Regions from separate parts of the Mus musculus genome. Here all the other regions are linked to region 3. Evidence: chromatin loops called from intact Hi-C (ENCODE). Cell type or tissue: left cerebral cortex. All regions are shown on one strand.

What was found. Peaks named below come from ENCODE experiments on the same cell type or tissue, not always from the same donor. Only the 100,000 strongest peaks of a DNase experiment are listed, where the experiment ranks them.
Region 1: it touches region 3 in a loop (10-fold over the local background); 16 of 42 quality-filtered maps call a loop at or near these places.
Region 2: a loop joins it to region 3, with 3 times the contacts of the local background. A loop is called at or near these places in 12 of 42 quality-filtered maps.

The regions. Positions count from the first base shown.
Region 1 is chr4:13,095,014-13,103,013 of GRCm38, reverse strand. It overlaps Gm11820 (a long non-coding RNA gene), which reads right to left. Exons shown (of 9, transcript XR_390410.3): 3 at 7,618-7,709; 4 at 6,407-6,623; 5 at 6,164-6,264; 6 at 1,084-1,958; 7 at 774-985. Among named protein-coding and RNA genes, the nearest start is that of Gm11820, 7.7 kb to the right of the region's middle. In left cerebral cortex, a CTCF peak has its summit at 3,958 (motif pointing left); DNase peaks (open chromatin) are centred at 3,968 and 6,517.
Region 2 is chr4:14,430,998-14,438,997 of GRCm38, reverse strand. It overlaps the pseudogene Gm11836. Among named protein-coding and RNA genes, the nearest start is that of Gm2560, 140 kb to the right of the region's middle. In left cerebral cortex, a CTCF peak has its summit at 3,253 (motif pointing right); a DNase peak (open chromatin) is centred at 3,413.
Region 3 is chr4:13,773,209-13,781,208 of GRCm38, reverse strand. It overlaps a transcript of Runx1t1 not described here. Among named protein-coding and RNA genes, the nearest start is that of Runx1t1, 7.6 kb to the left of the region's middle. In left cerebral cortex, CTCF peaks have their summits at 3,167 (motif pointing right) and 7,390; DNase peaks (open chromatin) are centred at 3,441, 4,867, 6,541, 7,357 and 3 more places; H3K27ac peaks cover 1,099 bases.

The DNA of each region.
Region 1 (8,000 bases), 680 kb after region 3:
GTGGCTTGTTGATTGTCAAGTTGATTAAGCTGCTCCACTGCAGGATTCCATGTGGATCTTTCTCACATAAATTATTCCAATCAGAGTGAAATTTGCTTGTGTTAAAAAAAAATTATGTGTCTGACAGGTGATGGTTGCCTCCAAGGACTTGATCAAAAAAAGAAATTTATAATTAGGAGGACTTATTTAAGGTTCATGGGCTGATGTAGTGTGAATCCATGACTAACTGGGAAGAAAAGAGTAGAAGTACTATGCATTTCAGTGTGTGGTTTGGCACTTGCTAACCCTGACTACAGGAAGCTCATTTCTTCATACTTCTGATTTCTCTCTCTCAAATAAAGCTGGTATTTAAATTATACATATAAAAATTGACAAACATTTTAGTTAAAAGGAGTAAAATATCAGCAATGCTCCTACACTGTAGTAATAATATTGATACTGTGAATTATTGTGGTCAGGATTAAACAAGTTAATATACAGAAACATTCAAGACAGTGATCGGGGCCTGTTAAGTAATATATATATATATATATATATATATATATATATATATATATATATATATATATATATATATATATACACATATATATACATATATATACATATACATATATATATATGTTATAATATTTTTAATCTTTTTACAATTCAGCTTATGAGAAGAGAAACAAAGAGTACATATTAGTGGTTTCTGTTCGGCATGCTGTTTCCCTGTCTTAGGTTGCAACAAGAGCACCTCCCACCATTTCTCCAGTATGAGACTAGGATACCTGGTTGAAGGAATGGCTGTATCAAAAGAGGATCAAATGAAAGCTCTCAAGGAGCATAAGGACAAAGTCTTAGATCAGTGTTTTCATTCCAGTGGCTGGTTCTTCACGTTAAGGTTGAAAAATCAAGCGATAACATTTAGTGTGGGCAAAAAAGCCTGTTTAGTAATAGGTCCAAGAAAGTCTAGTGAGCAAGGAAGACTCAAAAGCCACTCCTGTAAGAAAGAAAAAAACAACCCTTCAATTTGTAATGCTTTTGATAAATCTCTTGCTTTATGACTAGGGGGATTTGACCCTCCACAAACCATCCCACCTCATAACAGAATGGCCACTTGAGGTATGTTTTCTCTTCTGAGCTCCAAGTTCATATGAGCTTCTCAGAAAATAGCTCAAAATGCTGCCGTTATGTTTACCCTGAGGGAATGAGAAGAGTAGTTATAGTTCTTATAAGGTGTTATCTCTCTGGAGAAAGGCAGATGTATCAGGATATGAATGCGATAAATTCCCTTGCTGTTCAACTGTAAATCCACAACAGTCCCTTCCAAGAAAATTGCCATAAACCCCATCATCATCTCAAAGCCTGTGTTTCTCCACAAGTTGCTCACTCAGATGTCCCAAGCCTTTCAAAAATTACTACTTGCTCTTCTTACACATTTTCCAATTTCATCATGTGCTCACTTCAAGGTGTAGGGGATAGCAAGAAGAAATGTTAAGTGTCACTTTGCCCAGACTTTACTATAATCTAATTATTGTAAATTATGTGAACAGCTGTCACCAGCATAAGCAAATAACAGATTTTCGTTTTATACTAAATGCATTGATTATTGTTGTCAAACACTTACATTACATATGATCACATGGTTGCAACAATAGTTCTATTCTAAGCTGACCACTGATACATAACATAATTCTAAACAGTGTCGTGCATTGTAAATGTGCTAGTCCTCTGCTATTGAGTGGAAGAGAGGCTGGCCTATCTTGGTTATGTCTATCAGTATTATAGCATAGACTATCTGTGTGCCCATTCTGGTTAATTCTACTTCTTATGCTATTTTACGTGATGTGAATGGCTATTATTTAGAATGGTATAACAAACATAACTTAATTTTTGACTTCCAAATGCAACTCTACCATGTATTGCCACCAGGACTAAAATAGCAGCAGCGTACTCTGGGATGATGTCATTCCCTATAAATAAAACAAAACAAGAAAATCAGGCATAAAAAAAAATCTACAAGCCAATGAGAAATAGCTCAGAACTGAAGTAACTCCATAGTTCTAACAGAACAAAGAAGTTCTTCCTGACTCTTAATTCCCTTGTCATTGTTCTCCAAGTAACAAAACTTATCAGGATTGATTTATTTGAAACAAATAGTGTTGATGTTCTAAGATATAATATTGGCATAGTAATCTTGGAAATAATAATAAGAACACAATTATATAATACCATGTAATTTAGACGATGGTAATTCTTAATACTCATAAGAATACTATTGTCTTTATGTTAGCATAAAAATATCAGGCTTCTGAAACCCTGCAGTGACCTCTATATTAAATCCAGTGTTCTGACTGAAACCATGCTACAGGACCCCATTTCATTTGTGGGGCTTACTTTGTTGATAAGGTGCCTAAAAATCTGAAAATTAGAGAAATGGCTCTTATTAAAAACAAAATATTCATTATAAAATATTTTATAGTTATATTACATATTATAATTATATATTATAATATAGAAAGCAAAACATTCTTAGGATATAAGAATAAGAATCCGGCTACCTGCTGGAGTCTTAACTGGACTGTCTGCTGCCTGAAACTTATATTGTTATATACCCTTCCACTCTAAGTCATGCTTACCTAAGGATAACACACTGAACACTGGTAAAGGACATTTTCAGTTAATTCACTCTCTAGGCAGACACGGATGCAGGGAGGACAGGTCTTGGGAGGACCCTGCCAATTTACCAAGCATCAATTCTCTGTGTACAGAGGGGAGACTAGATACCACAACATGGACACTGAAGGACCAATTCGAGTGGCCACTTAAGATCAGAAATACAATTTGAGTTGGTTAGCACAATGATTAGCATTAAAAAGAGATGGAACGGGCCCAGCAAGACAGCTGGGCAGGTGAAGACTCCACCCTCTAAGTGTCATGATGTGGGCTGGATCATTGGGATCACATGATGAAGAAAACTGACTCTCAGATGTCATCATCTGATCTCCATACCCACACCATCATACACATGTGCACACACACATTCATATAAAGCCAAGAAGTAGACACATTATACGAACATAAAACCACTGACTTAGTGTTTAGCATTTTGAGGATAGAATCTAGAGCCTTGTTCATGCTACACAAATGTTCAACCACTGGCCTACTTCTCAGCCAGCCACAATTCATTTTCTGCTTTAATTATAATTTTAATCTTTCTTTCTTTCCTTTTTTTCTTTCTTTCATCTTTAAAAAAAAATGTGTGTATGGGTGTTTTGCATATGAGCATGTCTGTGAATCACATGCATGGCTGATGGCTACTAGAACCCAGAAAAGGTCATTTGATTCTCAGGAACCCACTGTGTGGGTGCTGGGGCTTGAACCAGTATCCTCTGCAAGAGCAGCAAGTGCTCTTAATTGCTGAGCCATCCGGGCAGCCTGTTATTCCTTTCTTTCTTCCCAATAAATACAGGGTTTTCATTCTTGCAGGTCCTTTACATCAGAGTTTTCAATATAACAATATCTCATTGCCATTACAGAGAAAATAAGGATGATATCAGATATCAAGACTGTCTCATCAATAATGGTCCCATGGGAGAGTGGAAGAAGACAGCATAATTTGTAAATGATAGGATGGGCTAATTTTTCAGAAATTTCTTCTGGAAGAATAGATATAAATGTCAAAGAAATAACTGTCTTTCATCTAGCGCCATAGGATAAAATACTTAAACGTGGCAAACACTTTGGACCTTGAGAAACAAAGCACACACATAAATTGTGAGATGTCCATCCCTGGTTAATTTAATAAGGTCAAAATCCTTTTATGTATACAGGCATCATCGTTCATCTCTACTTGTTTATATGTAAGAGATATGGACTGTGCAGAGGCCATTATGTCTCCTGGTAGCTATAAAGCTACCGTGGACATCTCCTTCCACTTAACTTGTCAAACTGCACCAGCTGCCCCCCCTACTGGTAGTGGGGAAATTGCAGGGTAGACTGTTGGTGTTCCTTGTCAAGTCTACATCAGCCCTTTGAGGTTATAAACTAGGATTTAAAAGGTCGAGCAATGGTCTTGTTTGTTTGAACAGAAAGGTAATCTACACATCACTGTCACTGAAGCCTGGAAAGATGTCAGAAGGCAGGTCATTTCTTTCTACTAAAGTGTCTTTTCTTTTATTACCAGCTCTATAACAAGATTATTGAAATGATTCAACAATAGTCATGGCACTGCTATAGAAACCTGTTGAAAGTAAATAATAAAAGCATTTTATCTGAATGGCTGTCATCTTCCTGTTGAGGGATATATTTGTTACATAAGTGCATTTGTGTGTGAGTCTGCCTATGTGAGCTGCTCTAATTTGGTTATGCGGATAGGTGCCATTGTAACTTCATTTTAACCCTATTAGCAAAGAGGGGAGGGCAAGCAGTCTCAAACTGTAAGTCAAAGGAATTGCAACATGACTGAGTGCACTTGAGTCCCAACTGTAATTTAGCATTTGTATTCATCTTAAGCAGCTCAATTAGAAGAAGAAGAAAAAAGGCCACTGCCTTTAGAATAATGTTTTAAAATGCACTGGCTATTCTTAATGACAGAGGGTTAACCATTTTGTCTGTAAATTGTATCCTGCATTATATGTAGATTGGATCAATTTTAATAAATTAAACTACTATTTATAGCTTAGTATTTAATTTCCTTAAATATCTTTTTTATTATTTATAATACTAAACAACATGGACTGAGGAATTTTTAATTATGCTATGCTTTTCTATTTTATTCTTATCAGGAAACCATGATTTTGCAAAGATTTAATAATATTTTCATTTTCCTTAATTTCAAGTAAGTTATATTATCTGAAACTACTGAAACTGACTTATTAATGAAGAAAATTGCTTATAAAGTAGAGTAAAGAGACCATATTTTATCAATGTATCTAGAGCTTTGTCCTCGTGGTTCTGCCTAGTGGGTGCTGCTTGTTAAAAGTGAGACAGATAGTTCTTGGCTAAAGTTCCACAAATGGGGAAATGTGTGGACCTTTATACAGTCTTCTCTCTTGGATGAGGAGACATTTTTATTCCTAGGGAAGAAATAACTAAGTCACTCCAGGGAAATCTGCGCCAGAGAAGAAAGATTGCACAAAAGCAATGTCTCTCCAATTCTACTGTCTAGAAGGAATGGATAAGACAATGGGACAAAGAGACACTTTGTCTATCTAACAAGAGTATAAGGCAACATGTTACAGGTGGGACATATCTTAGTTGTTGGAAATGTTTTCTATTAAAAACTAGAAGCAATTAACCTAATTGAATGGTTTGCGTTCTCCCTCTCTCTCTCTCTCTGTCCATCTCTATCTCTGTCTCTCTTTGTGTGTGTGTGTGTGTGTGTGTGTGTGAGAGAGAGAGAGAGAGAGACAGACAGACAGACAGAGAGAGAGAGACAGAGATATAAACAGAAAGAGATGTATGTACACCTATGAGTAGGGAAGATATGCTCACTCATGGGTGTGGACAGAGCACAGGTCAAGGGAAGGTGAGCTTTTGATACTTGCTATGTATCCAGCTAATATCCCCGCCCACAGTAATATGTTTCAGATGCTACAAGTATTGTTACACTGATTCTTATTTAATGTTCACAGATCACAGTGCAGTATGGACTTTATGATGCTCTCCCTGTGCTAAGATGACTCAGGGCCATCGTGGGCCTTGCTCGACTGCGTGGATTAGTTTCCTTATTTGGCTTTCTTTTTGAATTGAGTATAATTCAAATATGAAGATAATTTATCCTAGCAAATTTCAAGAGGGAAAATACTTTCTTGGTAACTTGATAGCATCTTGAAATTATACATTAACTTTGCTATTTAAGAGGACAGAACAGAATTTTCAGGTGCATTCTGAATATACTGGTCAATACAATTAGTATTTTTTCTCGCTTTCAATTCTATTAAGATTGTGTTATCTGAAGCTCTGTCTGGAACTTGATTATGATTCTGAAGATTATGGGAACCACAGGACTGTTACTATTAGTGTAAAAGGCAATTAATTTCAAGAGAGTGACTTTTGACTCTTTTTAAATATTTCATTCTAAGTAATAAATATTCACAGTAGGAAATAAATCTGAAGAAAATGCATAAAAAACTGTGCTAAGGTATGAACTGATTTATTTAATGTCTACTCCTACCTTTAAAGTGTAGCTGAAGTCTAGATCTATATGGCATTTGTTCATTCTTGTCAATGAAACACTTTAGCCAAGTAAAACCGAAGTTAGCTTCACGCTCCTGTCTGTGAACAAATCAAAGCTCCGAAAGATTAAACTGCTGCCTCAGATATATGCAGACACGTACACAGCATCAAAACTCCCATGACGCTCAAAATGAAATAACTGACAATTCGTGTGTAAATTAAAGGTGCCTGGAAATATTACCAAAAGTCATTTTCCATACACAGGTCTTGCAAGGGATTGGAAAAGGAAGCAAGTTCCTGCGCAGCGCTATGCGGTCCGCATGCATCCATCAGCTGGCCGTTCTCGGGAAGAAAGAAGCTGAGTTGACAGCAGCTAATGCGAAGCATGAAGGGCACGCCTTAATGGAAAGAGGGCTTCTTCTGACCAGGAGTTTTCCCTTCTCATCCCAGTGGTGCAGCTGTTAGTTTGACATTGACATTCAGATGAGTTAGAAGCGGAAGGACAATTTCCATAAAACAACTAGCTGGCTTTGTTAAGTAAAACAGGTCCATTTACCTTCCCAGCCCAATAAAGTGTAACCAACCAACAGTTACAGAGAAAGGAAACACCCAGTGCCCAGCCCACATTCCTTTATCTGTGCATATTGGAAGTAAAGAGGTTTGATTTTACTGACTTTATATTTGGAATTTTGTTTAGTATTTTCTAAGTATAATAATTGTATACTAAATGATCTTTTTATACATACAAACTCAGCTGACTTGACACAACTTGGAGGATGTGGTTTCTATCTTTGTGACTTAAAATGTGTGTGTGTGTGTGTGTGTGTGTGTGTGTGTGTGTGTGTGTGTGAGAAGTGTATATACATGGGGCGCACATGAGTGGAGGTCAAAGAGACCAGAGTACAATTTGTGGGGGTTGGTTCTCTCCTTCTACTCAGTGGGGCTGGGGCCAGAGCTCAGGACAACCTATGACAGCAAGGGCTTCTAACCACTGAGCAGTCTCACTGACTGATGTTTCCCATCTTTCTTGCCAGTCAGAAGAGTGTGACGGTTCTCTGGGAAGTTCTGAATCTGAAATATGATAGGCGGTAAACAAGTCTTCAGTGCGGCTGGTATTGATTTTACTAGGTACAAAGAGGTTGACAATGAAGGCAATGAGAGACGCAGCCTCCTCCTTTAGGAAGCTTATACCCATTTTTCAGAGAGTTAAATCACAGCTATGTGGCCTCATGTCCATCAAGACATTAGTATGGAGGTGGTTAAACCTTCAGAATAGATTTTATTATGTTCTGTTAATCTATAGTCCCTTGTTAGTCTATTTAATGCCACGGTTATTATCAAATAAATTGTATTTACCAGTATCAGAACATTAGTGCCCAGTGCATATATATGCAGTACACGACATCCTGAAAGCCAACCAGGAACATGAACAAGTTTAAGCCAGTCACTCACCGAGTTGGAGGATATGCTGAGAACATGTGATTTCACCATTCTCTAATGCAGAGCGTGCAAGGTAACACTTTCACCTTGCTATCCTGAAAGTTCTAACCGAAATCGATTAGTGAGGGTAGCATTCAGACACATCAGACCGGGGGTGGGGGGGGGGGTGACTCCGCCTGTTTTGATTTTATTGCTTAATTTTTAAGTTACTTTTCTTCAGATTGTGTGTGGAACCTATCTACTGCTTTCAAACAAGCAGGAAAAATCCTGCTGAAGTAATGGTAGTCAGAATCAATAAATAGAAACAATGGAAACTAAATTAAAGCAACAGCCTGATTATTTTACAACTTGAAACAATATCCCCAAAATGAATGTTAAAAATTGCCTAAAATCGA
Region 2 (8,000 bases), 660 kb before region 3:
CATCATTAGATCTATGTTGTCTCCAGAGATGATGCTGGCTCAAGCAAGCAACTTCCTTCATCTGATGACAACTCTCTGGGAGAGAGCTAGATATAATTCATGAGCCCTTTCAGCAGTCAGGAATATAACCTTGACGTGGAAGGAAGAACCTAGGTGATAAACTATGGCAGCCAAATCTCTGAAGTACTGGCCTGTGGATGGGCCTAATAGGCAAAATGGTAAACCACATTGCAAAGTGAACATTTTGGGAAGGGGTCACTTAGAAAGGAACTCAAGTCTAGAGCAGAAATGTTTATTTTTGGTATGTGAATTTTCATAGACAAATTGAGGGAGAGATTGGATGGTGGCCAGTATGCTGGAAGTTATTCAATGCCCAGTTATACTTTATTCCTCTGCCCCCACATGAGGCTGTACTGCCTATTCCTACCCTTAACTGTGCCTGTTGTGAGGTTGTTTCCAGTCTTGTGTTTTAGCATCTTTATCAGCACCAACATGCTGCAGCTTGGGTGGGAAAGACAGCTTCCTTTGTGGTCAAAGGAGAAAACTTGGTTGCTGGACTTTTCTTACACTTCCTTAATATTTGGGGACTTTAAAAAAATAATTATTTACTTGCTTTAATTATATTCCAAAGATGAAGAAAGAAGATAAATGGATTGATCAATCTTCCGTGTTTGGCTTTAAGCTTTACCAATTATTTCCTAAAAAAGAAAAATGTACTGTCTCAAGAAGTGACAAATTCTCAATCACTAGAGGTATTTAGAAAAAACAGCCACCCTAGGGGAATGCAGGCAGGGTTCTTGCCTCAGTGTAGAATTAGAATTGAGCTTTATAGAATCTGGAACATCTGTGATTCCATATAAAAGGCTTTGTTATCATAAAAGGAATGCCATACAAATGTCAAAGAAGAGGAATAATATGGCAGCACACCCCCATTTGATACGTAGGTTTGTTTCTTGTGGTCTTTTACTTGGTCTTTTTCTATCACCCTAGGGTCACCACCATTCCCGGAAGAGGACCCTTCGATTTAGTTATTCAGAATTTCTAAGAGTCTCTCAATTGTGCCTTAAATGCTATACTTGTGGTGCATACCTAGTGTGTCATCAAGACTTCTGCCATCTTACAGTTACCGATATGACATCAGATATCCATTCAGAGATGAGGACATCCATTCAGAGAGAGATGTCTTTACATGGAAGTCTTCATCTTTGTTTAGTTGTTCCACATTTGCTATTTCTCCATAAGACTAAGTACCATGAAGAGAAAGAGTGCATTGCTTGCAGTTTTGTGCTTTCAGAAGTGAGTAACAGTGTAAAACAAAACAAAACAAAACAAAACAAAACAAATAAACAAAAAAAAACAAACCACCAATAAAATTGTAAATGAAAGGCAGAATGTTAATAGATAAGGTATTTGAGAACATCCAAGAATTTACCCAGTGCTACCTAGTTAATGGCTGTGAATGTTAGTCAGTAATATAAGGTGCATTTTAAACTTTCTTCTGAAATAGTTTTTAAAATACAGAAAGAACAAGTCTCTAACAAATGAACAACAATGGCAAAAATCAATAAAACAAACAGTATTCAATAAATTGAGAAGGGGACTAGAAGTCACTCTAGTGAGAAAGATTCTGCTGCCTGTGTAGAGATCACAGACTTTGCTACTGGGCATATTTATTTGAGATTTTTTTTCTCTCAGGATGAGTTATTTCCTGAGATCTGCTTCAGTTTCTTACCCAAATAGGCTCAAGCTGATCGTCCTCTTTCTGTTGGCTGGAAAATATCCAACCATGTCTACATCACAGCAGAGAACATAATTTAAGCTCAAACTGTGATTTTATCTATCTAAAAAGGATAAAATGAATTACATATTCCAGTTGAGCGTATGTATTCATAAACAGTTAAGCACACCAAAGTGACCAGTAGTAGCACTGGAATAGTCTAGCATCTGACTCTGATGGTCTTCCCTGGGCTGGTCACATTTGGAAGTGAAATGCCTTTCCTCCCCCCCCCCGACCCCTGCCATCCCCTCCACACACCCTGAAGATCATTTTAATGAGTAGGCCAAATGTTTTCTTTATCACTTATTTTATACAATGCTACACTAATAGTGAATGCTTACGTGGCTTTTGCCTGGTGCCAGTCAGTGCTTTGCATACATTAACACATTTAATCCTCATGATAGAACTGTAGGAGGTAGGACAATGCTCAATCCTCATTTATTAAGTGCTCTGAAACAGGGTCCCAGAGAAGTTTGGTACTTTGCTCAAGATCACACAGGTGGTAAATGGCAGAGTCCGGTTTTTGGTTAGTCCGAGATGCTGCTCAAACTCTAGACTGCAGTGTGGGGAGGATCTGCTCTCACTTTCCATGTAAAACAGCATCATTCAAGAAACTTACTCAAAGAAGTCCCGGTGTGTGACCCAGAGAAGCAGCAACAGAGAAAGGTAACACTGGAAAAGAGAAAGAATAGTTTTCTGGCAATGCTGCCTCAATATTTAAAATACATCATTCAGTTAGTAAAAGCTTAGTGGTCCATTGCTAGATATATAGTGATAGACGTTCAGAAACTTGTCCGGTGTTATACAGGAGACTTAAACCCACATCTACTGGAACCCAGAAGGAAGGTGAGAACTACATCTCAGGCCTGATTTCTGTGGACCTTTGGGGAGACTACTTGAGTAAGCACCAGAAGTTCACCATAGCTGCAAGGGACTCATCCAGGATTGGCAGTATAATTAATAGCCATAGAATTTTAACATTAGCTGCTGGTAGCTTCACACCAGCTTACTACTCACTCAATATTTGGATATATGGTCATTTGGGTACTTGGTACTTATATGTGTTTTAATTCAGTTTTGGAAATTATATGCAAAATAGGCAAAGCCTGTCAAGAGCAGTGGTAAGTGCTGTTGATTATTATAAAATTCCCTGTATTTCCGTGTTGTTTGATTCCAATGCTTCACAGAGCACATTGTTACTGCTTCAGAGTATGTTTAGATGGATATAGGTTGGAAGGATAAATCTCTTGTAGTCACCATTATTATTTACAATAATAGGCCTGGAGAGTCACTAAAGAATGTCAATAATTTTACTTTTTAAGAGGAAATCAGTGTGATTGATAGCAGCACCATAAAATAATATGAAATATATATGGTATCAAGTCCAATATAAAGGTACACTTGTTCCCAAGGGAGAGAATGTGTACTCCTAAACATTTATTTTGAAGGTAGAAATGTTAACAGACTTGGAGATGAAATTAGACTCTTCCACAAGGTGTCACTATTTCTCTTTGTTGAAAACGCTTTGCTATCCAGTTGCTTCCGAGCCACTTTAAATAAACAGAAATGAAGTAAATAATTCCTCCATTTTTAATGAGGGAGTCAACCAGCATAACAAACGGTCTACAGAGAGACACATTTTGATATTCAACCCAGCCCTGCATGCCAACTTTAATACTGGCTCAGTACAAGCTCCTTAGCACAGAGGATGACTAGTGTGGTATTGATACATATTTATAGAGGAGGATGCAAGTACAGTTCAATGATCTGTTCAGCTCTAAAGAAAACTGTGAGTAAAAGCAATTTCCCTGCTAAAAAGCAAGGATTTTAATTATCGCCTACAAAACGCCACAACCATCTTATCACACGTCCCTCCATGCTCAATGCTATTGACCCAAGTAAAGACAATTAAGTTCTAAAACCACTAGAAAATGGACTGTGAGGAATTTACAGCGCCCTTCTGTGGCAGCCATCAGATCATAATCTCAAGAGCTTGATTTGATTTTACATAAAGCAGAAGGGCCACTTTTTTCTCAGGCTATTGTCTTTCTCATGCCATGGTCATTTTTCTATGTCTGTCTTAGTCCATCAAAGGCAGCGTGACAAGATATCATAGATGGGGTGGTGCAGAAGACAGAAATGTATTTTCTGACTGCTCTCAAGGCTGAGAAGTTTGTGAGCAAGGCTCTCACAGATCTTATGCCCAATAAAGGCTCTCTTTCTGCCTCTTTTCTGATGTTGGCTGCTTTTTTCACTATATTATTTCACAGTGGTCAAGAAGGGTGAAGGATGGGGAAGAATATGAATGGATGAATCTTGTCTCTCTTTGGTTAAGGTCATTCATGAAGGATTAACCTTTAAGAGCAAGTTTTCTTCAAAACTCTCCACAAAATACTAGTCTAACCATTTTATTTGTATTAGGCTTCCTGATGTGAACTCCAAGAGGACACAAACATTTCATCTATAGAACAGTCTAAAATACCTTAACCACAAGTCCTAGGGAACAGATCAACAGCATAGTGACACGGCCTGAAACAGAACATTTGGAAACCTTTGCATCTTTCAGACAACAGGAGCCTTTCTTTCTTTCTTTCTTTCTTTCTTTCTTTCTTTCTTTCTTTCTTTCTTTCTTTCTTTCTTTCTTTCTTTCTTTCTTTCTTTCTCTCTCTCTCTCTCTCTCTCTCTCTCTCTCTCTCTCTCTCTCTCTCTCTCTCTTTCTTTTCTTCCTTTTTTTTTTTTGAGAGCAAAGAGAGCAAATTTTATTTGGTGAAGGCAAACATCATCCAAAAGAAACCAGATGGGCAAGGTGCTGTGACAGGGGAGCCTCTGGGGCCACACAGAAATCACACTGGGCAAGGAACAGGCTCGGGATACAGAATGTCCTCAGCTATTCAGCACCATCTCTTCATAGTTGATGCAACCATTGCTGTCCTCATGCCCTGCCACTAGCATCTCTACTTCTTCCTCTGTCATCTTCTCGCCCGGTGTGACAAGGACATGACGGATTTCAGCACCCATGACGGTGCCATTTCCTTCCTTGTCAAACACACGAAGGCATTCAACATAATCATCGTAGGTTCCCTGGTCCTTGTTCTTGGCCACGGTCTGCAGCATGGGCAGGAAGTGCTCAAAGTCCAGCACCTTCACATTCATCTCATCACTCTTGGGGTTCCCCAGGACCTTGAGCACCTCGGCATTGGTAGGGTTCTGGCCCAGGGCCCACATCACATCCCCACACTGGCTGTACAGGATCTTGCCATCGCCTGTTCGGTCAAACAGCTGGAAAGCCTCCTTGAATTCTGTGGTCGGGTCCTCGGTGAAGTCACACATCTTGGCTGCTGAGCTCTGCGGGACCTTTTCCGGCAGTAATGGCCAACAGGAGTCTTTGTGCCAGACATGTTTGCACCCATCTGTGTGTGAACTCAATAAAACGCATTTGGTGAAAATGTACCAGTCAGTGAGGGTGATCAGTTTATTCAGCAAATATTTGTTGAGCTCTGATTTATTTTATAGTTTTAGTAGAAAATGAAGGTTTGGAAATATGAAAGGGAAAAATGCCAGGTATCATGGAGCATCCTGTCTGATAAGGAAGAATGACAATCAAAGAAGTGTACTATGCTTCCTAGGCAATGATTGGTGTCTCCTTAGTATTCACACAATGCAGACCAAGAGCCTCTGCGCCTGGGAGGCTCTGAAGTTCAAGCTCAAGAAGCTGCGGATGCCCACTGAAAATTAGCTTTTCTCAGCATTGTCCACTTCCCAGGAAACCCTAAGACCACACCTCCAGATTAAGTTTGGAATCACATGATATTATGCTCTGCACTTAGTCTAAGTAAGCTATGTGTTTATGTCAATAACATTAATTTGAATGTTTCCTCACATAAACAAATTATGGGGAAAAATAATGAGCTAAATTTTCTTTTCTGATGAAGGTAACCTAGATAGGTCTTCATAAAAAAGCAGGGCAGGGTTATTGGTCATATTGTCAGGTCTTTGTCTTCATGAGATATTTCATTGATTGATCAGCATTTGTACCAAAATAAATGACTAGTTTTCTTCTCAGCAGAGTATTAAGTGTTTCAGCCCCCAGACAAGGCCATTCTCATTTCCATTTAACATTGCTGATACGTGCAGATAAGTGCTTTCCCCTGCCACTTTGGAAGTTTTAGAAATTGACAGAAAAGAACAGAAGTCTGCAAGTTGGGTTATCAAAGATGAGGACGAGAGAGCAAAATGAAACCAGATGTGCAACTACTGAATGTTGGCATCATTCTCTGAGTGAGTGATAGAATGTAGCAGTTGCCACTTAGAAAGCTAGGCAGAAAACTAGTGAAGAGCAAGAGCATATATTCATGCCTGCTTTGCATGAAAAGGTACATTTTAAAGTTTGATGTGATATGATTCAGCTTAAAAAAAAAACCTGTGTAGGTGTTGCTAGTGGGAATGCCTTTAAGTTTGCAAAATTAGTTTATAATCTACTTGTAATATGCAAACAAATAAAACTTGTGTCTTTTTTTTTTTTTTAATCACTGCTCTTTTCTTGGCAGGTTTTTATTCTGTTATTATATCAAAGCAAGCGACTCTATTCTACAGCTTTTCTGTAAAGATTCTCGATGAGTACGTTGAAAGTATCTATTTATTTTTCCTTTAGCAATGATAATTGTTAATTATGTCCCCAGGAGACAGAGCAGTTAACCGAGGCCTGGAGCCTTACATTCTGTGAACCCATGGGTACTCAGGGAATTATGTGAGATCACAGTACAGATAAATGTGTGTTATTTTTCATGTTAATGCTTATTTTCAAACACCTTCCCTCAAACGCTCCCAGCACTCCATAAATCCTAAATTACCTCCTCCTGGGCTTCTTTTCTTTACGTGTCACCCTTGGAGAGTCACACTCCCTAAGGTCAGTGACTGACACTGGAGTTCAATTTGTCTTTTAGAGGGTAGTGAGTCCCATGTCATGTGGCCACGTGGGCATGAGCCTCATTAACAATGGCTACTAACTCGTTCCCCCACTTAGATTCCTCTAAAATCACATGTTGTGATCATGGAGTAGAACTGGTACACACAGAGAGCAAAACGTATAGACCTACTTTATTTTCAAAAAGTAGCAATACCACCTCACTTGAAAGATATACATGATCTCAAAACCAGGTCACAGGATGCAAGGCTGATGTGGGAAAACATATCCTGAATGAAGCCTGGTTTTGCTCCTGGCTTCCACTATTCCAATACCAGAGAACAATTTGATTTGTCTTTGAATGGTTTTTTTTTTTTTAACATTCCATTATTTTGAGTGGAACTCAAATTGATTTCTCTAGTTTAGTGAATCACTGCAAGTGTCTATCCTGTCTGCTTCCTTGACATGCAACTCTGAATGGATAATTCATTTCCTGACTTAACCTTGTTCCATACTTTGCAAACATTTGGAACCATGACCCTGTGCATATCCACTCAGTAATCTCACCATGACTGGATTTACTTTTAGTTTCTGTCGTGTTGGGGTACATGTATGTGTATGCATGTGTGCTTGTTGTTTTAGTACAGGCATGCTCATGCCATGGCATAGAAGTCAGAGGATAATCTCCAATGTGGGTCCTTGTCTCCTGCCTCATTTGAAATGGGACCTTCTGATGTTTTTTTCTCTGTGGATGGACCCCTTCCTCCCTCTCATAGTCTAAATCTTTCCCTTACTACAAAGCAGAGAATTTTACAGAAAATATCTCTATCTGAGCAAGTGTGGTTGATTCTGTTTTGGGCTCCAGACTTGCCTTTGACAAATGGGACAAAGGTAACAGCTCAAACAGTGAATTCTGATAAGATACTCTAGAAGCTGCGCCCTCAGGTTTTTATTTTTAATTTAATTTACTTTTTCTTAGTTTAGTTTAGTGAATCAGACTCACAGAATAAGTAAATGTCTGTCAATGGGTGACCTCTGTTGTTTTTACATCGTTCTGTCCTCACTTTTGTCCTTTTCCGACTCCTTCCAAGGTGTAATCATCATCAGATTATTCATTCCTCTTGCTGAAAAGCCTGCTTTCTCCTCATCAAGACTAACTTAAAACAGTTCTCTTGGTCTCTCTCCATTGGACAAGGAGGCCACCATTTTTTCCCCCACTGAGTTATGTTTTCTCCTGTATGTTTTCTCTTGTGGTCCTGGACCTTTCCTAGCTGATGCCCCCCAGTTCTGCAATGTGGCTGCTTTTTGTCATCAGTGTGG
Region 3 (8,000 bases):
CCACCCAGCTGGAAGCTATTAGTGTTTTCTAAAGGCATCCCACTGACAGGGCAAACCTACCTAATGTGTGAGCTGTTGGGCTGAGGGCGATGGACCTCTCTGGATGAGTTCCTAACTTCTCATCACTTTGACAGTCGATTAAATAGATATAACACCCAGTGAAAATGTACATTAATTTGCTTCTGCCACTGAAAGACATTTGAAACTGTATTAAATAAAGGCCGTAATAGATTGTCTCCTGACAAAGATAAATCCAATTATACTTTGTCGGCAGGAAAAACAAACAGCGTATGGTTTAGGCTCCAAGGTAAGACAGTGCCAACCACAAAGAAATGAGTGGGGTAGGAAATAGGTTATAAAGCTCCCTGAGAGGTCCACCGTGCTGAGAGGCCAGCCGCCATCTCTTCTATAAATGCCTGCTGTAAAGAGCTGGACACAGTCAGACAATTTCTGCTACCTTGTTTGGGGGAAGTGATTGGCAAACACCTGCACCTCCTCGACTGTCAGCTGATGCACAGAGAGACCCCAAGAACTTTGCCTAAGTGACAAAGGAAGAGTGTTTTGTCTGTCACCGTAAGAATCTGAAGGGTGTGTAAACATCAGGGGGTCAAAGACTCCTTGGGGTTGTCCTAGAGGGCCTAAGTGCTAAGCACTAAGATGTAAGGGATTAAAAGGAAACATACCTGAGAGAAGGTTGACTTAGTAGGTGATTAGACAGACGTTATAGAGGCAGAAAGGCTGTTTTGCTTGGATCACTTGCAACTAGATGGACAAGCCCCCTCCATCCTGGGGAGACCATGCTATGTGGTCCTTGGAGAAATCCTACTCTATTGGGCCAGGGGAAGGCAGGGAGCTAGATGGCTATAACACAGCTCTACAGTTCATCTTTGTCTTATGACAAACTCAGTTTGACTTTTTCTTTTTTATCTCTGTTAGCTTATGTGGGTTAATACTGAGCTCTAAAACTAGTGTGAAACTTCCAGCCTCAAAAAAATAATGTCTTCTTAATAAGCCAATCTCTGTGGCATTTTCCTCCATATATATACATACATACATACATACATACATATGCACTGACAATCATTTTGGCAGTTTTTGAAGCAATGTAGCAATGTATTTTATTTTGAATTCTGGTCAACATATGTTATCCAGTGGGTAGGGTGATGCCTATGTTTAATACCAATACTCAGGAGACAGAGTCATGTGAATCTCTGAATTTTTGAAACCAGCCTGGTCTACATAGCAAGTTTCAGGCCAGTCAGAACTGCACAGTAAGACTTTATGAATGGGAGACAAAAAGAGAGAGACAGAAACAGAGACAGAGAGGGAGACACAGAGAGAGAAACAGAAGGAAAGAGAAAGAGAAAAAAAGAAGAAAACCTCAAATATATACACACTCCGCATATGAAAGCAAATATGTCTGTTATTATGTGCACACTGTGTAGGTTTACTAGTATTTGTGCAAAATGAAATCTCAAAAATATCACTTGCTAACAGAAAATAGAACCTGTATCTGTAATTATTATTTGTTTATAATAGTGGCCATGATCTTATACTAGCACAGTATATTTATTATTGTATATCTTTTATAATTGACAACTTTTGACTCTCAGACCTAACATTTAAGAAATTCTAAAATCTGAAAACTGTTTTTAACACACATTGGTTGAACATTATTTTATGTAAATGAGACTTAAATGTACTAATGTTCTTAAAAGTAGATTTCTCTGCAGGAAAAATGGTCTAAATTCTTTCTTTTCAGCTTTTAAATAAAACAACACTTAGGTTCTTAGCCCTAGTGAGGAATCCTAGCTTTATAGACTCTTTTAGCATAAAATATCATCTTCCAATTTAAACAAATTTAAAAAAGAGATCTGTAAAAGACCCACCTGCACACCAATTTGCAAAGAAGTTACCATTTCCATCTCGTTTTCCAACCACAAAACCCACTGGGTTAAAAGAGAAGGTACCTAGCAGCTCAGCCCTATCCTGTGACACAGCTTGTAACACTATATGGAAAACCTTTGTCTCGATGTCATCACCCTCCCATCTTGACTAATGGCTAGTTAGTTTTGTTAAAATGCAAGGGTGATGGCGTATGCTCCAGTGAACTTCCCCTCCTCTCAGCACCAGAGACAAAAACCTGCAGCTCTGCTGTGTGCAGGCAGCCATCTGGACAGCTTTCCCTCAAAGCCCAGCCCACACCACACTGCAGGCAAAATCAGAGGGCTCCAGAGCTCTGTGGGGCTATTCATGACATACCAATTTCACATTTTCTGCTTGTAGGCTTGCAACAATAAATGCTAATGAGGACCATGAATGACAGTGTTAAAGACAATAAAAAGGTCTCCAAATCCCTTGCATATGGAGACACTGTTTTCAAAACTTCACCTTCTGTTACAGCGATGTAAGAATCTAAGGGATTAAAAAAATAATAATAACCTAAGGAAAGCAGTAAGCTGATCAAAGCACAACTGAATTCTTAAGATTGCCAGAGAAAGCAGTCTGTACAAGGCCAGCAAACAACAGATATTACCAACCCCATGAATGCATAAGGCACCGTTAGTCTCTACCTTTGTGTCTTGGACATGAAGCTCAATGAGAAAAAAACCTTTCTGCTAAACACTGACACACCACCACCTTTGAGCCTGAGAAGCAGTTCTGCAAAAATGATTATAATCAGCCCGATGCCTGTCATCATTCTTTGACTTAGTAGTAAACATTCAACGTATTTTTAAATCAGCGAAAATGCAAGCTGGTTCTCTTCTGATAACATCTATCCTTAAAACCAATCCAATAGTAGAGGCTTAGAGGAGTGGAACAAGTTCAAATCCAGGCTAATTTACAGAGCAAGATCGGAACCAGCTGGGGCTCCAGAATAAGTAATACTAAGTGTGGAACTGGTAATGATGGCCCTATGCAGGGGGATTTCATGTGAGGGTTACTTTCGGAATATTCCAAATTTCCGAAAACGAACATACATATGTTTGAACCACATGGATTCTATATAATATACATTTCTTTCAATGCAATGAAATTACAGAACAAAAACCATAAACATAGGAATATTTTAAACACCAACAAGACTCTTGCTATGCTCAGAGGAACTGTGTAGTGGTTAATTCTTTTCATTAACACAGACTTAAACACTTTCAGCAAAATCCACCAGGTGGAGCAAGGACACAGCAATACAAGAGCCCACATTTTTTTTTTCTGATCATATTTTTTTCCTCAGCACTTTTTAATCTCTAACAAACTCCCATCACCTTTTCTCCATATTGCAAATTCTTCAAATCTATACACATACACTAATTTGTTACATTTGTATGTAGATTCAAACTTTAAAAAGAAAAACCCACTTTTAGCTAGAATGAGTTTTATTACCAAATTCCATCCCTAACTGTGCTTTCTCTGTCCAGAGGTCCCAGTATAGCACATCTGCTACAGCACCAAGACAAAATGACTCCAGCGGCGTTCGCACCCATCCGCCCCACCACACTGCTGTATATTGGAATATAGAAAATACAGTAGCGCTTCAAATCTTTGAACCTCAGCTCAGTTCGCTTAGCAAATTCAGCACTTCAACTTACTAAGATTATTCATTTATACCTCATTAACGTTTTCAGAAAGTTTGTCAAGATTGCCTTTTATGTGAAAAGGTCCCTTTTCCACTGCTGTGGGTACACTGACAACAGAACTAGATCACTGGCCCAGCTGGCAACCTGCTCTTGGCCAGAGCAACCCCTACCCATCCTCTCCTCCGCCACACCACCTGTTCCTGTCCATTTCAGCCCAGATTAACAGAGCAAGCTCACCTGAAAACCACAACTAGCCATTTGTCTTTCAGTCTTTCTCAGTCCTCTCTTAGTGAACTCAGTGCCCTGCTGATAATAGCACTGGGCTGTTCTCACCTGCATTCTGAAAAACTATGGGGGGGTCGGGGGTGGGTCGGGTGATAAAACCTAGCAAAACTTGGGGAGCTCAGGAGGCAGGGTGGGGCTTTAGTGAAGAGTCTGTTTGTAGAGAGTGAGTTATGAACACTGACAGTGGCTAAAAGTATATTTTTATACTACTTTCTCCACGTGCATATTGATGGTGAAGAAAAACTCTGAAGGAAAGGCAGGAGGATGCTACATAAATAGACAGGAGCAAACCTGCAGAGAGGGTGCACCAGGCACAGGTGCTTAATGCCTGTGAGCAACAGACCACCAGGCCAGGTCAGTCGCCAGGTACACCAGGCTAGACCAGCTAGTTAAATGATTATACACTTGCCCATGGCGCAGTATACAAATATTCAAACACATATTATTTCCATAAATATTATATGAATACAAAGCTGCTTTTCTAATAATTCCCATGAAACTTCTCTACAAAGTCCAACATGTTTATCACTTTGGGAAAAGCAGTGTAGAGAACTCATTGCCAGGAGTGGAGTTATGTTTGTGAATTCACCAAAAGAACACTTGGGAGAGGATGCACCTAGTCCTACAGAAACTTGATGTGCCAGGGTGGGTGATACCCAAGGGGGGGGGGGGGCTTCCCCTTCTCAGAGGGAAAGTGGAAGGGGTAAAGGAAGAACTGAGGGAAGGGGGATGGGAGGAGAGCGGGATGGGCATTGAGATGTAAAGTGAATAAATAAATGAAAATACAAAATATATGCGGAAAAAAACACTCTTTTTACATGCCCACAACTCTTATTTGTACTTTATGTAGGCAAACACGTTCCAGTAAAGGACAAATGTCCTTCAGACTGCAAGACAGAAGCCTACGGAAGTAGTTGGACAAACCAAATTACTAGACATGAAGTCACACTTTCCACTGATGTTTGACGGAAAAACTAGCAGCATCCCTGCTCCCCACCCACAGGGAGGACACTTCAGTCAGCAGGACAGATAAAGAAGCTGTCAGACTTCCTCTGGGGAAGGTAGCATCTTGTTATAGCCAGGAGGTCTCCCAAATGGCTCTCTCGCCAAGCAAGTCTTAGAATACTTTCCCTATGCAACGCCCCCAAAGCTAGACATATTGCTAACCAATATTATTTCTCATCACCTCCTGCTCCATCAAAGCATGTGTGCCCCTTCCTGCTGCAAATGTTAACACTATATTCAGATTCCAAGGAAAAAAGAGGGAGACCCCATCTCGAAAATCCTATAACTTTTCTTTTAAAAACAGGATATTCTGTTTTCATGTATGAATAAATAAACCATCTCAGAACTGTTAGTTGCACACTAAATTATTATGAGTGAGTCTGACCCCATAATAGCAACACACAGGATGTGATCACACAATGCTGAAAAATGAGTTCTCAGGAAACTAAGGCCACTCTTCCATTAGCTAATGTGTTGGAGGGACAGGGATTGTTTCATAGCAAGGCCAGAGGTTCAAAATGAAAGAGCCACATGTTTAAATTCGTTGAAGAAAGAGGAAAGCCAAATCTATCTGTCAATACAGACCAGAAGGAATGAACAGGAGTCTAGGCACTGGCAGAGATCTCAGCTTCACAGCCAAACCCTCTTGCACACAATGCCTCCTGAGAGAGAGGAACCCAGGCGTGAACCAGCCAGACCCATGGGACTGGCCTTGAAGGATGTCAGAGGGCCAGGAGGCTGCAGGAGATCCTGGGGTTTCACACATTCCCAGGCTGACTGTTTTGCTCTTCAGGTAATTAAACAAGGAAGCTATGCTGCCGGGTAGAAGCCTGACCCTGAAGTCTTGGCTCCATGGTTCTGCATATCAACTTCCGTAAGAACTGCCTGGAGCATCAATAGAACAGTCTCCTCTCACTCTCTGGCATTTATTTCCTTTCTCTGTCTCTTCCAAGATCTAACCCAGAAACAATTCCTGCTGCCTACAAAAACAACCACGAATGGAGCATGGATCTGAATTTATCACACAACAGCAAAAAAAAAAGAAAAAAAGGCCCTTTGCCACTCCCAGGAATTAACCCTGCACATTTTAAAAAGAAATTACCCAAATCACAGGAATTTATTAGAGCATTATATATAACAAACTCAGGTCATATACAGCAGTGTCTTAATCAAAATGGGTCAAAGATAAAGCATTACTTTTAATGTGTGCTTGATTAAAGGGTAAGTTTTCCCATTGAGTAAATGCTCCTAAAAATGGTTTAGTTCACAAATTAAGTATTTATTGTAATTCCTACAATTGTTTCAAGTAACTGTCATTAATACAAGGAATCACCTATAGTCTGTTTGATTTCACCAAGAATCTTATCTAAACAAAATTCTTAAGTATTTTTTATGTATAATATCAACACCTCGTGTCATGAAGGTGAAAAGAATATCTCCTAAAAGATAAGAAAGTCACACTGTTTGTTTTTGCATATCAAGCACCACCCACCCTCGATAAAGTCTCCCTTCCTTTCAAAATCCACAGAGCAAAATATTGGCTGTAAGAGACAGAGACCAAAAGAAGGAAGAACACAATAGCAAGCCTGCTTGTCTGTGTTCAACACAAAGAACATTAAATGAAAACAACTGGCACTCTGCCAAATTCCTATAGAGGCAAAGAGATTCAAATAAATTGATTTCACGCATCACACTGACCTGGGATCAGTGTGCAATGCTACAATAAGCTCGAAGCTCCATGTGGGGCAAAGCCCATGAATGCTACTATACCCCTAGATATCAGACCAAAGAAATGCTAAAATAAATACAGGCTCTCCTCGCAAAATCAATTTTACCTAAGAATGAACCTTCCTATTTAGGTATTAATGCTCAAAGATGGATAGGGCATTGTTGATAAGAAAAATCTCAAAAGGTATTCTCTTTTTTAACACAAATATGGCTACTGGATCCTATGCAATATATGCAACTCGGTGCTACCTAAATATCCTATCCCAAATGCAGGAATATTAAACACACAGAACTCTGCACTTGAGTTTCCTGTCACTCTTTCCTTTCACAGTCCTGAAAGCCAAGAGATTTTTATTTTTAATATACCGAATACTATAATAAACCCATCTCAGAATTGTCCTTAATAGCCTGTAAGAGCAAGTTTCTCAGGCGAGATACCACTCCCAGCGGCTCCCAACCCATCTAACACTCACAAGGACACCTATTAAGAAAGAACAACTCAAAATGCATTATATATAGAGGAGCAGGCTCATCCTGGGGCTGGTTCAGGACTCCGGAGCTGGGTCGAGGGGCGGGGCTCATTGGCCCAGTGTGAGTTTAGGATGCCTATAACTCTGAGGTTCAGTCCCAGCACCAAAACAAAATATGATGGCAACCAAGCCAGCAGAGGAGACACACAGCAGCCAGCATTCTAGTGTCACTAGTTTCCAAGCTGGCAGTGCGCCTTGGGTTCTGTTTCCCTGCCTCAAAGTCCCCACACAAACCAGACTCTGGCGCCTCCTCGGGCTGTTCTCACTCACAGCGCCAGCTTTTCAGCTGGTAATTCTTTGCTTTGTCTGCTTCCAAATTACAACTCCAGGAACCCAATGGATTCCAGGTGCTTGCAAATGCAAAGTGTGTGTGTGGTTTTTGTTCTTCTTGGCTTCTTGGATGAACTCAATTCTCAAGCTCATATTTCTAGACAGCCATTACTATCACAAAGAGGGAGAAATAACTAGGAATACATTTTTTTAGCACAACAGAAAAAACAAAGGAAACCTGAAAGTTTAAAAGCAGGCTGTCGTAAACATGCCTGTTAATGGTCATAACTTTTAAGTTGCACAAACACATAGAGGAAAAGAAAGCTAGAAAGGGGAAAGAAATTCTGCACGGAATCTGTGATTTTTGACGCTGGGGACTCAGGATTTGCATATTATAACAAACAGACATACTATGGTGCACGAAGAAGCATGTCCCTACATTGGTTTTCCTCTGAAGATGCTTTTCCGCTCTGAAATGATTCAGTGCAGGCAGGCCACAGACATATTCCGTGTGACCGACGGAGAATGCAATTGATGGGGGATGGGGTGAGGAAAGATGATAATTTTATGTATCTACAGTATGTGCTCAAGTTTTTAAATCCAA